Linked DNA regions of Homo sapiens: region 2 is linked to region 1. A link is a contact called in ENCODE Hi-C or POLR2A ChIA-PET data. All regions are on one chromosome and are shown on one strand. The core of a region is the stretch at or near the end of the contact, and the rest is flanking DNA. Distances in the headings are between cores, read along the strand shown. Region 1 has its middle 150 kb from the start of ERCC6L2. Region 2 has its middle 120 kb from the start of PTCH1.

The links. A loop is a pair of places that touch in the nucleus more often than their neighbours do. ChIA-PET counts read pairs that join two places held with the same protein, here RNA polymerase II (POLR2A). Pooled maps may share reads with other maps.
Region 2: a loop to region 1 is called in a pooled map, with 11 times the contacts of the local background. The contact joins two enhancer-like sites. A Hi-C loop is called at or near these places in 1 of 168 maps with a recorded cell type or tissue (naive thymus-derived CD4-positive, alpha-beta T cell) and 7 of 50 pooled maps. POLR2A ChIA-PET finds 5 or more read pairs at or near these places in 2 of 52 experiments (A549 and activated CD4-positive, alpha-beta T cell).

Annotation. Positions count from the first base shown.
Region 1 is chr9:95,722,548-95,728,027 of GRCh38, forward strand. No RefSeq gene overlaps it. Among named protein-coding and RNA genes, the nearest start is that of ERCC6L2, 150 kb to the right of the region's middle. RefSeq lists an enhancer at 1,938-2,037. Within about 2 kb of position 2,129, at least 3 of the 41 ENCODE cell types and tissues checked have a DNase peak (open chromatin) inside an H3K27ac peak, as active enhancers do.
Region 2 is chr9:95,624,916-95,630,395 of GRCh38, forward strand. No RefSeq gene overlaps it. Among named protein-coding and RNA genes, the nearest start is that of PTCH1, 120 kb to the left of the region's middle. RefSeq lists enhancers at 1,668-2,347, 2,200-3,399, 2,872-3,166. Within about 2 kb of position 2,110, at least 7 of the 41 ENCODE cell types and tissues checked have a DNase peak (open chromatin) inside an H3K27ac peak, as active enhancers do.

The sequences.
Region 1 (5,480 bases), core at 879-3,378:
GAGCTGAAGGATGAGCAGGAATCATGGAGGGGTGTGTGTTTGTTTCTGTGTTTGTGTGTGCCTATGCTTGTGCATGTGTACACACATGCTGAACTTTCCAGACAATAGAGAAAGAGCAGGTCACCTTCAGGGATGTGGAAGAAGGGAGGGGCAGAGACTGCAAGAAAACTGGGATGTGAGGCACTGTGGAAGATCCCTCCACCTCAAGGGACCTCCGTAGAAAGACTGGACAATGCCCGATCATAAGTAAGTCTGGTAAAGAACTGGATAATAAGATCCATTAGACAGGCAAAGAGAGAAATTAGGAATGAATCTTCATGGTTTTAGTTCCCTTGTGCAATTGTGTGCTTGATTTGTTTATTTTCTTTATCTGTTTTGATAATATAAATCCTGTGCTACTTCTTAACCATTGGTTCCACTTTAATAAGTCAACAGTGGTTGCCCGGTCCCCTCTTCTTACCATTGTATCCTAAAGGAAGAACTGAGAGATTTGGTGCTCCAAATCCCAGGAGTTTCTGCATGACCTCATCAGTGTCAGGAGAGCCAAGCCCAGATGGATGGTCTAGCCTGTACAGGTGGGCCTCCCACCTCTCCAGGTGTGTGTTATAGTGCTTAGAATATCGAGGCATACTAGGTGCTAAGACATCCAAATGTTTCCGAGTGTATATGAAGAGAAGTTAAGACTAGGGGAGCTGTACTTTGAAACTGGGTTTATAGCTGAAACCTCAAGTTCAGTTGTCTTAACATCACATAAATAACAACAAACAAATGTGAATGAAACGAGCTTTTCAAAAAGTTAAAGGCCAGGCACGGTGGCTCACGCCTGTAATCTCAATACTTTGGGAGGCCGAGGCGGGTGGATCACCTGAGGTTAGGAGTTTGAGACCAGCCTGGTCAATATGGTGAAACTCTGTCTCTACTAAAAATACAAAAATTAGCTGGGTGTGGCAGCAGGCACCTGTAATCCCAGCTACTCGGCAGGCTGAGGCAGGAGAATCGCTTGAACCTGGGAGGTGGAGGTTGCAGTGAGCCGAGATCACGCCACTGCACTCCAGCCTGGATGACAGAGCGAGACTCCATCTCAAAAAAAAAGTTAAAAACATGACTCTCAAAGATATAGAAATCATATCCATGTCAAAATTGTATGTGACTCATTAATTGATGAGGGAACCAGTAAAATGTTAAGACTGGTTCAAAAGAGAATTTGAAGAACAGATGTAAACACTGGAGACTACTAGAGGCGGGAGAGAGGGAGTGGGGCAAGGACTGAAAAACTGCCTATGGGGTACTATGCTCACTACCTGGGTGATGGGACCATTCACACCCCAAACCTCAGTGTCATGCAATATACCCATGTAACAAACCTGCATGTGTACCCCTGAATCTAAAATAAAAGTTGAAATTATTGAAAGAAACAGATTTATATGGTCAGTCAAAAGAATGCTGAAATAAACTTGCCAACAAATGTAAACTGATTAACATTCTAGACAGTAATAAACTGTAATGTTTGGGGGTTAGCTTTTCTATTAGATGAAAATAAATTTAATCTCTACCAGGTCAAATCCGTTTGCATTGTAATGAGCTGGAATCATTTCCATGATTCTCTGACAAGAATTACTTTATGTTGCTATTGGTTTTTTACCAGTTAACTTCTACCCCTACAGCACTGCCAATAGAAAGTCAAAAGTACACGCCCAGAAACATTGCACTAATAAAACATCCCATATCCCCCCTCCTTTAAAACACATTGTATACAGTGCATTAACTCTAAAAAGATCAGAGCACTTATTTATTGCCAAGGATTTTATGACCATATGATCATCCCAAGGATGTTTAGAAACTAGCATTCCGCCACCGTACTGAGATTGAAAAGAAGCGTTCACATATGACTATGAGCTAGAAATTAGCACCCAAACCAGGCTAACCTACAACCTATAATTAATTGTTCTCATGGCTCCAACAAGAAAGATCACTGCTCTTTGAACTACTGCTCTTTTATCTTTATTTCCACTACAAACCCAGACTTTAAGTTTCCAGCCACATAAAGCAAAGCCTTCTTCATACTGCCTTAAATTCTGTAGTAGTATAAATATAGCATTCAGTGACCTGCTTTCTTTATGACTAGCAACCTTTGTCAAACACTGGTGAGAGAGTGAGAAATAGAGTAAGTCTTGGGCTTGTGGCAGGAAGCGGTGTCTAAAGATGCCACTTCCTGGACAGGAGGATCAAAGCAAAAGTAAAGGGAAATAAAGATAAAAGAGCAGTAGTTCAAAGAGCAGTGAACGCTTCTTTCACTCTGGGCACCATCTGCCCAAAGGAAAGCCGAGTGAGGTACAACCAGAATCCGATATTAGGATGTCTCAACAGGAAACCCCAGACTGTGAGCAGAAGAACATAACAGCCAGAGTTCATAGGTGTATCAGACAGGGCTCAGAGAAGCAGACTCACTATGAATATTTTAGAACTAAACATTTAATATAGATATTAGACCTTGTGGGCAAAGATGGGGAAGGAAGCAAGCGCCTGAAAATGGGCGTTTAATATTTGGAGAAAAGTCATTAGGCAGCCCTGGTGCTGGTGACTGAGTCAGAGTTTGCAGGAAGTCTTGAATCGAAGCACATGGAGCATCTGCACTGAGAAGTTGACAAGGGGTTGATATCAGTCCAAAGGTCATTGGCTCTTTGAAGCTACTGCCTGTGTCAGGCCACAGCAGTGCCTCTGGTGGGGGGCTGGCATTACCATTGGGCAGCAGCGCTGCTGGTTGGAAGGACAGCTGGGTATGGAGTGGGAAGGGGTGAGGACACACTGGAACTCTCTAGCACTTCTGGCCCCACACTCAACAATGACCTTCAGGACATAGTGGCTGTGGTTTCTCTTCTGCCTCCTAAATATCATGCAGAGTCACTTTTGCCAACTCGAACCTAGAACCACATAGGTTGACAATGGAATAATCCAGCCCCCAGTGGGGCAAACCCAAAATCATTTGGTGGAAAAGGCATAAATGCCAGACAACATGGTGTTTTCAATAACCAAACGTTCCCCTGGAAAATGCTTATGGTAGATGGACTCCCTTTGAAGAGCACAGACCCCACCACTAAAGACACACTGCCAAGAGTCGTGAAGAGCCCAGCGGGGATGTATATGGAAGCTGTCTGTAACCTGCCCACTAATTGAAGGAATGGGTGTTATGTGTCCATCAACATGGGGTAGTAATTTGGACCACTTGAGCCAGCGCATTAATGGTCCGATGTGAATGATCACTGTGACCAATTCACCAGTTCTCTGCTTGATAAGGAAAGCATGGAAGACAATCAGGTCACCATTTTGTTGTTTTATTTTCAAGTTCCCACTTCTACATGAGTGCAAAGTTCTCCTTGTACCTTCTCTTCTTTTTTCCTCTAATTTATCCTTCCCCTTCTTTTATTCCTGCTTTTCCTCCTGCACATTGCTACATTTATCCATAGAGCACAAAATGGTGGATGGGTTGACGGATAAGACCAGAGTTGAAAAGAATGGGAATCAATTTTACGGTGCAGCATAACACAGCACGCAGAGAAACGGATGGAGGATCAGGGGGCTTGGGTGCTGCTCTAAGAATGACTGGGGGTGAGATACTGAGATATTTCACAGCCCTGAGGCTCCGTAGATCATATTTCCCCAGGAGTCCAAAAAAAGTGTGTGTGTTTTCTATGAGAGAATAACTCGAGGAATTTACAAGGCACCTGAATAAAAGTCCTGAGATGTCCTGCAGTAAAAAAACAAACTTTCCAACTTTGTTCAATCCAGTGTTTCTCAAACTAGTTTGACTCTGGAACCCTTATTTGTAACTTCTAGTAATATTCTACAGGTGAAACACACTTTGGGTAGTGTTCTAAATGATGTCTAGGGTAGTTCTTTCACCTCTACAATGCCCTGAATTTTTCCACTTTTCTTACAAAACTCAAACCCCAATATAAATTGAAAGTCCAGTTGAACCCTGAGCAGCCTGCAACAAGGAAACATCACTTTTTTTTTCTTTTTTTAGCTAAAGCTTTCTCAATGAGGGCTAGTCCGAGAGGAAGCACATGAGGTATACTTAGTAACATGAGTAATAGCCCATCTTGATATGTCTTCTATCAAGAGATCCCAAGTTACCTGGATCAGTGTTTTTCAGACACAGAGAATAATCTCACTCAGGAACATTGTCTTTGAGTTCCAACAGCAGCAATATGCAGAAAAACACTCCAGCTTGGATTGGACTACATAAGATTTTCTAAACCAGGATGGCCAACTAGGATCCTAATCTTCCAAGTGCTTGGACCTTGGATAGGTCAACCGGCTGAAGGTTGGACAGTTGTTGGTTTAGGTTGGAGACCAAAATTCAGTCATCCTGTAATATAGATCTTGTTCCTTTTGGGTTTACCACTAGGGGTCACTAAAGAGAGATGGGAGACAGTCTCAATCTTGTCTAAATAATTCCAAAATAGCCATGGGCTTTGGACAAAATACAAGGTTAGTGTCTCTCTAACTTTAATGGGCATATGAATAACCTGGTGGTTTTGTGGAGATTCTGATCCAGTAGGTCTTGGGCGAGGCCTCAGAGTCTACATTTCTATCAAGCTCCCACATGATGCTGCTGTTGGTGCAGGAGGTGAGGTGCTAGAGCTTTGGAAGGTCTCAAGATCAGTTCAGCTCCCTTGCAGGAATCCAGCCTGGGCCCCTATATCCTCAGATCCTCCACTTCTCCCCACCCCCCTTCTCTTTCCTCTTCCTGGTCTCATCCTCCTCCTCCTCCTCCTTTTTCTGCCAGCTCTACTCCGAGCTCTCAATCTTCTCAAAGGACACCTTTGCAACCATTTGTGTTTACAGCTTTTCCTCATGAGATCTAGCTTGGTAGCACTGATATTTATTGTTGAAATAAACACTAGAGAAACAGGGGCATTTCTTCTGAAGTGCTTCTCTCTTTTTGCATATATTGCATTTTGTGTAAGTAGATGAAGCTAGTTTTGAGTAATGGCAGTTCTGGCTGAGCTAGGCCAGAGTAGATGGGTGACATTTTGTCTTTGGTGGTGGAGGCTATTTGATTTTATTCTTCAACCCCAACTATAAAGTTATTTTAACCAATGAGAGATCTATTTCTATGCTTTCAGAGTTGAGGAAAAAAGACAATTGCCCACATAGAATCCAGAGACTTTCATTTTCCACACTTTGTTGTAAGTTACATGGAAGTGAAAGTAAGTGATAGAGTAATCCTTTTTGGTGTGAGAGATGTGAGAATGGACCTCTATCTCAATTATACGTATAAAGATTTTTATTGATTTTTTTTCTAATTATAGTTCAGAAAACTTGGAAGAGATAGAACATCATTTTTTAAAATTAGTCCCCAAATATCACTACCCAGAGAAAACTCACAGTTAACAATTTTTCGGTATGATGATGATCTTCCAGTCTTTTTTGTATTTATATGTGCATTTTCCTATAATTATGGAATACTGTTATAT
Region 2 (5,480 bases), core at 860-3,359, 98 kb before region 1:
TTTGATCAATTGTATTCTGATGATTATTGAAATTATAAACTTGGTCTAGAAAAAGCTGTTTAAACCTTACAGTCTTACAATGATACTGAAATTAAAATTTTAGTGTATGTGCATTTTTGTGTCAGAATAGAATGATAATGATGGTCATTTATGAAAATAACTTTCAAACATGACAATTGCTAAGATATTCCTTAGCAAATGACAATTGCTAAGAAGTACGAGGAGTAAATGGAATGGAAATATGAGTTCAAGGAGAAAATGGAACAAGAAGCAAATAAAGAAGACTTTTCATGTATTTTAAAAATTGGTCATTGTGGGTACAGAATTGCTCCGCTACTTAGTTCCATTGGCAGAGTTTAAAAGAGTGATGTAATGGTTTTATTTTAAAATGCTAATATTTACAATAGTAAGGAAATGACATTCTCTGCAACTATTTAAACTCACAATAAAAGTTTTTAAAAATGTCATCTTAAAACTGTGAGGGAGAAAATGGGTTTTCAAATCCTGAGGGGTGATTGGATGTACCGGGGTGAGGGAGCTTTGCAGAGGAGGTGCTGGGAGCTGCACTTCGACAGGAGAAAGATGTCTGCCAGTCAGAGGAGGGCCCAGCCAGTTGCCTACTGGAGGCTGAGGTTTTAGGGGCAAAAGGCTGGCTCCTGGCACACTCACCAGGATGCCCATTACCATAGCAACTGATATCGTGGCCATTTTGTAGACACCCAAGTGTGAGAAGCAGCTATGTGACGGTCAACAATGCAGCTGCAGATGGCAGCACCCTTTGCTGGCCCCTGGCGAGTGTGTGTGCATGGCTCTCTGCTTTCTCTGTGGTGGCTGTTGTTCAGCGGCACCCTGAATTAGCCTGGCTTCAAACCCCAACTGCCTTCCCTTGCCCCACAGCATGCTAAGAGGACAGGACCACCCGTGCACCCCCAGGCTTCCAGAAATCAGGTGGCACTTTCAATCCCCAGGATCCAAGAGGATCAAAACAACGAGGCCGAGTTTGAAAAATGGACAAGAATAAGCTCAAAAAGAGCAGAGCAGAGGCTTTATCTTTTGTTGTGTTAGTGAGAAGGAAAACCTTGGTAAAGTTGGTGTATGGGGACGGGTCTTGGCTTGGAGGGTTTCCAATTGACTTGAAAAGAAACTCGGGCCTTTTTGCCCTATGAACCCAGCTCAGAAGCTTGTAGGGGAAGCAAATTTGAACTGCAGACCTCAAAATTGTGTTTGTGTTGACTGGGGAGCCACAGAGCCAGGTAGCACGTTGGTAAGAGTTCTCACACTTCTAGAAAATGCTGCAGTTGGAGCCTGCCCGGGGTGGGCTGTCCTGGGGCAGGAGAGCAGCTTCAGGCAGGGTCCGTGCAGAGAGGAGCCCCCGAGGCCTGTCCTGCCCCCCACCTTCAGTGTGGATTCTGCATTTATGCTTATTTATTTTCAAGTGTGTATACAGATGTGTGGGTTTTCTGAAGAGATGTGAGGGGAGGGAAGCAAATGTAGCTGTGCGGAATGTTTTGAGCCACAGCCATCGGGATCCAGAGGAAAATGGTTGACTTTTTCCAGCCTGCCCAGATGGGCCGAGCGTGTGGCATGTTAGCTCTGGCAGGGCCCCCGGGCTCTGTAAACACCGCTGCGGCCCTAGGCCGGGACGCCATGTGGACTGTCAGGACTTGCTGCCTAATGGGCTCTCGCAGAGTCTTCCAGCCGCTTCCTCTGGTCTCTGTGGCTCTGGGGAAAGCCTCGGGGACAGGGTGGGAGTCAAGTTATTTGATTCTGTCCCTTGAGGTCCATTTGTCCACTTCCCAGAAGAGCTGGACTGACAGCGAAAGGGACGTTCTTCTCTTGGGCAGGAAGACCTTGCCAGCATCCATGCTATGTGTGTTTCAGGAGCGGAGGGCAGGTTCAATTAGCTGCGGCAAGTCAGGTCTCGGAGAGGTCGTGGGAGGCCCCTCACCCTGGAGCCAGCTCCCCTTCCCCTCTCTGTTGCTTTCCGGGTTCCTTTTTTATGTCCGCTCTGGATGAGTGCATTTGCCTTCTGCCCTTTTCACTTCAATGGCCCTGATGCCGTCGTGTCCCGGCGACACACGTGCATGCTGAGCTCAGCGGCGTGGATGGGTGCCAGGTGCCAGGCTCCACTGTCAGCAAATCACACCCTCTCCTCAGCCCGCCACAGCCTTTCTGAGACTTGGGTCTATAAATTGCATCATGACAAGTCGCCTGGGAACTTCCCTCGCTGCTGGCAGCTCCACACCCATGCATTTCCTTTTCCTGTAAAAAAAAAAAAAAAATCAATTCCCAGCTCAAACTCAAGAGAGAAGGTTAGTTATATCGAAACCTACTGCACATAGACACTATATTTTCAGGAAAATATTGTCACCTTTTGAAATCTGTCACGTTGTGTTCCTTCCCGTTCCTGACCCCCTTCCTGGTCCCCTCCCTCCCCAGCCTTGACAGGAACAGTCAGCCTCAAGTCAAGCCTACAGCCACGCCCCATGCCCCTACCCCAGGAGGATGCGTGCTTTCAGAAATGGTTCCAGTGGTGGTGAGGCCCTCAGCCCCCCAGGACCCTCCTGTCAGCAGGGGAAGTTGACCGAGAGGGATGCTTGGGGTCGGGAGGTTGAGCCTTAAGACAGAGATCTCGGACGCATGGCGGGTTTCTGCTTAGCTGATGATGTTGGGCAGTTTTCTCATCTTTGCCCCACCTTCCTCATTTCTGAAATAGGAGAGGAATAATTTCACAGGAGGAAATGAGCATCCAGGTCAGTCATCAGTTTCCAGTGTCAGGACGCTGCATGGAGTGGTGTTCTCTCTTTACCACCCAACCAGGGCATGCTTTTCCACCTTTCCATGGATGCCAAGCCTTTGAATGAAAGCATCAGTCTCCAGGAGTCTTGGGCTAAAATCAAATCTATGAACTTAGAAAGGAGGTAGAATGGACATTTGTTGTTTTTGCTGCTCCCCGTTCATGCTAATAGCACCCCATTTCCTTTCCAGGAAATGACCTCATCCCCGTCCTGTGCATTCCAGGGAATTAGCTCACCCGCATGGTAGACTGTCAATCAAGGCGCCCTGCTCTCCCTGGCCAAGCGGTAGGCATGTTACTACAGTGGGGCCAACTGGATTCTCCCTTTTATGCATTGGATCTGGGGCAGCCTCACGAGTCAGGACACACGCTGCACTTGATACATACCAGAGTGCTTCCTCAGCCACAGCCATGGTTCCTGCCAGACCCCCCAGAGAGTCCCTGGTCCTGTTCACTCTGGCCGGGGGCAGTGGCCACCTGAAAAAGACTGATGTTAGTTTCCTACCCGCCTGTGCTAAATAAGCAGAAAGAAAAGTTCTTCCCACCTGAATGGGTGAGCTGAGGGGTCAAACCACAGGGCACCCAACATCATCATGCTGAGGATGAGAAATTAATCCACAAATGCTGCCTGAGCAAGGGACAATGGGACTCAGAAGTGCTAGAACTCTTTCCAGATAATGGAAACTGGATCCTGGGATCGCAAAACATGCAGGTGGCTCTTGAGCAACGCGGGTTTGAACTGCGCGAGTCCACTTGTACATGGTTTTCCTTCCATCTCTGCCCCCAGAGAGAGCGAGGCTAACCCCTCCTCCTCCTCGTCCTCCTCGTCCTACTCCACATGAAGACAATGAGGTCTTTAGGATGGTCTGCTTTCACTTATAGACTAGTAAATGTATTTTCTCTTCCTTATGATTTTCTTAGTAACATTTTATTTTCTCTAGTTTACTTTATTGTAAGAATACAGTATGTAATACATAAGACATACAAAATATGTGTCAATCAACTGCTTATCTTCTTGGTTTCCAGTCAAAAGTAGGCTATTAGTAGTTAGGTTTTTAAGGAGTTGAAAGTTCTGTGTGAATTTTTGGCGGCTCAAGGGATCACCACTCATAACTCCGACAGTGCTCAATGGTCAACTGTGTATCTTTCTGCATTTGTGTCAAATAAGGAGGGTCATTCATCTCTTCTTTCTCCTCCTCTGCTCCTTCCTTGTCTTTGAAAAAAAAACTTTTTTTGAGAGACAGGGTCTTACTCTGTCATCCAGTCTGAAGTACAGTGGCGCGATTATAGCTCACTGTAGTGTCAAATTTCTAGACTCACGTGATCCTCCTGCCTCAGCTTTCTGAGCAGCTGAGACTAGAGGCATGCACCACCACATCCAGCTAATTTTTGTTTTTATTTTTATTTTTGTGGAGATGTGGTCTTGCTATGTTGCCCAGGCTGGTCTCAAACTCCTGGGCTCAAGTGATCCTCCTGCCTCAGCCTCCCAAAATGTTGGAATTACCAGCATGAGCCATCATGCCTGGCCCTTGTCTTCTTATTATTTATTTATTTTGTTTCTTTCTTTTAGGGGGCAAAGAAGATGGACATTTTTTGATGGAAGCCAGTTTAATCTATATCCTTTACAGTATCTATTTAACCAAGTTAAGGTTCTCTCTGTCTATCTGGATGATCAGGGGTCATGCCTCTATAACTGGAGCCTGAAAACCAAATTTGCCATTCTGGAGTAGCTTCTCTGGAGTTGAAGCTGTTGCTGAAACTCTGTCAAACCAATTTAGCAAAACAAGCGGAAGAGGTAAAGTCATCGCTCTCCCCTCCTTCTTCACCCATGGCAGATAGGGTGGCTTTCTTGCAATCAGGCACAAATCTTCCTCTGTCCTACCTGGTCTACTTTTTCTATTAAGACAACTTTTCACTGCCTAAGCTCACAGGCAACCTTGAAGGGAGCTGCATTTTCCTCAGCAAAATCGCGCAGGCCTTACCTGTTAATGTGCCCGCGATGAGGCAAAACCGTGGCAACCATGTGGGTTCTACAGTGGAGGGGGCCACATTCCAGATGGGTCCTTAAGATCTGGAGATCTGGGTGACATTATCTCAAAGAACAGGTGGACATTATCTCAGGACCTGGGGACAGCAGTTACAGGGGTGGAATAACCACAGCTTCCACTTCCTGTAGCTCAGCCCAGCGGCTGTGGAAAGGACTGTGGATACATTTTGACCACCCTTTCCAGTTTCTCTTTTGTATTAGTTATAGTAATTCATGCTAGCTGTTATAACAAATAGTCCTCAAATTCCAATAACTGAATACAAGTGTGTTTCTCAGGTGTGCAAAGTCTGTCGAGAACGGGGTGGCTCCATGGCAGTGGTCCTCCAAGCAGTGACTCAGGGATCATGGTGTGGCTTTGTGATCTGAGTTGGCTCAGGTACTTCTAGTCATGTGGACAGAAGAGAAAGAGTAAAAGGAGCACCAGGTTCTTAACCACCTGAATCAGAAGTGCGATGCCCTTGGCTACAACCATCATGCCACCCACCTAACCGTGGAAGGAGCCCATGGACATTGGTGAGCACGGCATGCTCTGTAGCGCCTCAGTGTCCAAGCTCTTCAGCGAATCCCCCTCTCGACTCCTGGAGAAACTTCTCTTCTACACATATCCCTTAGGAAAGGTCTGAAACATACACAATA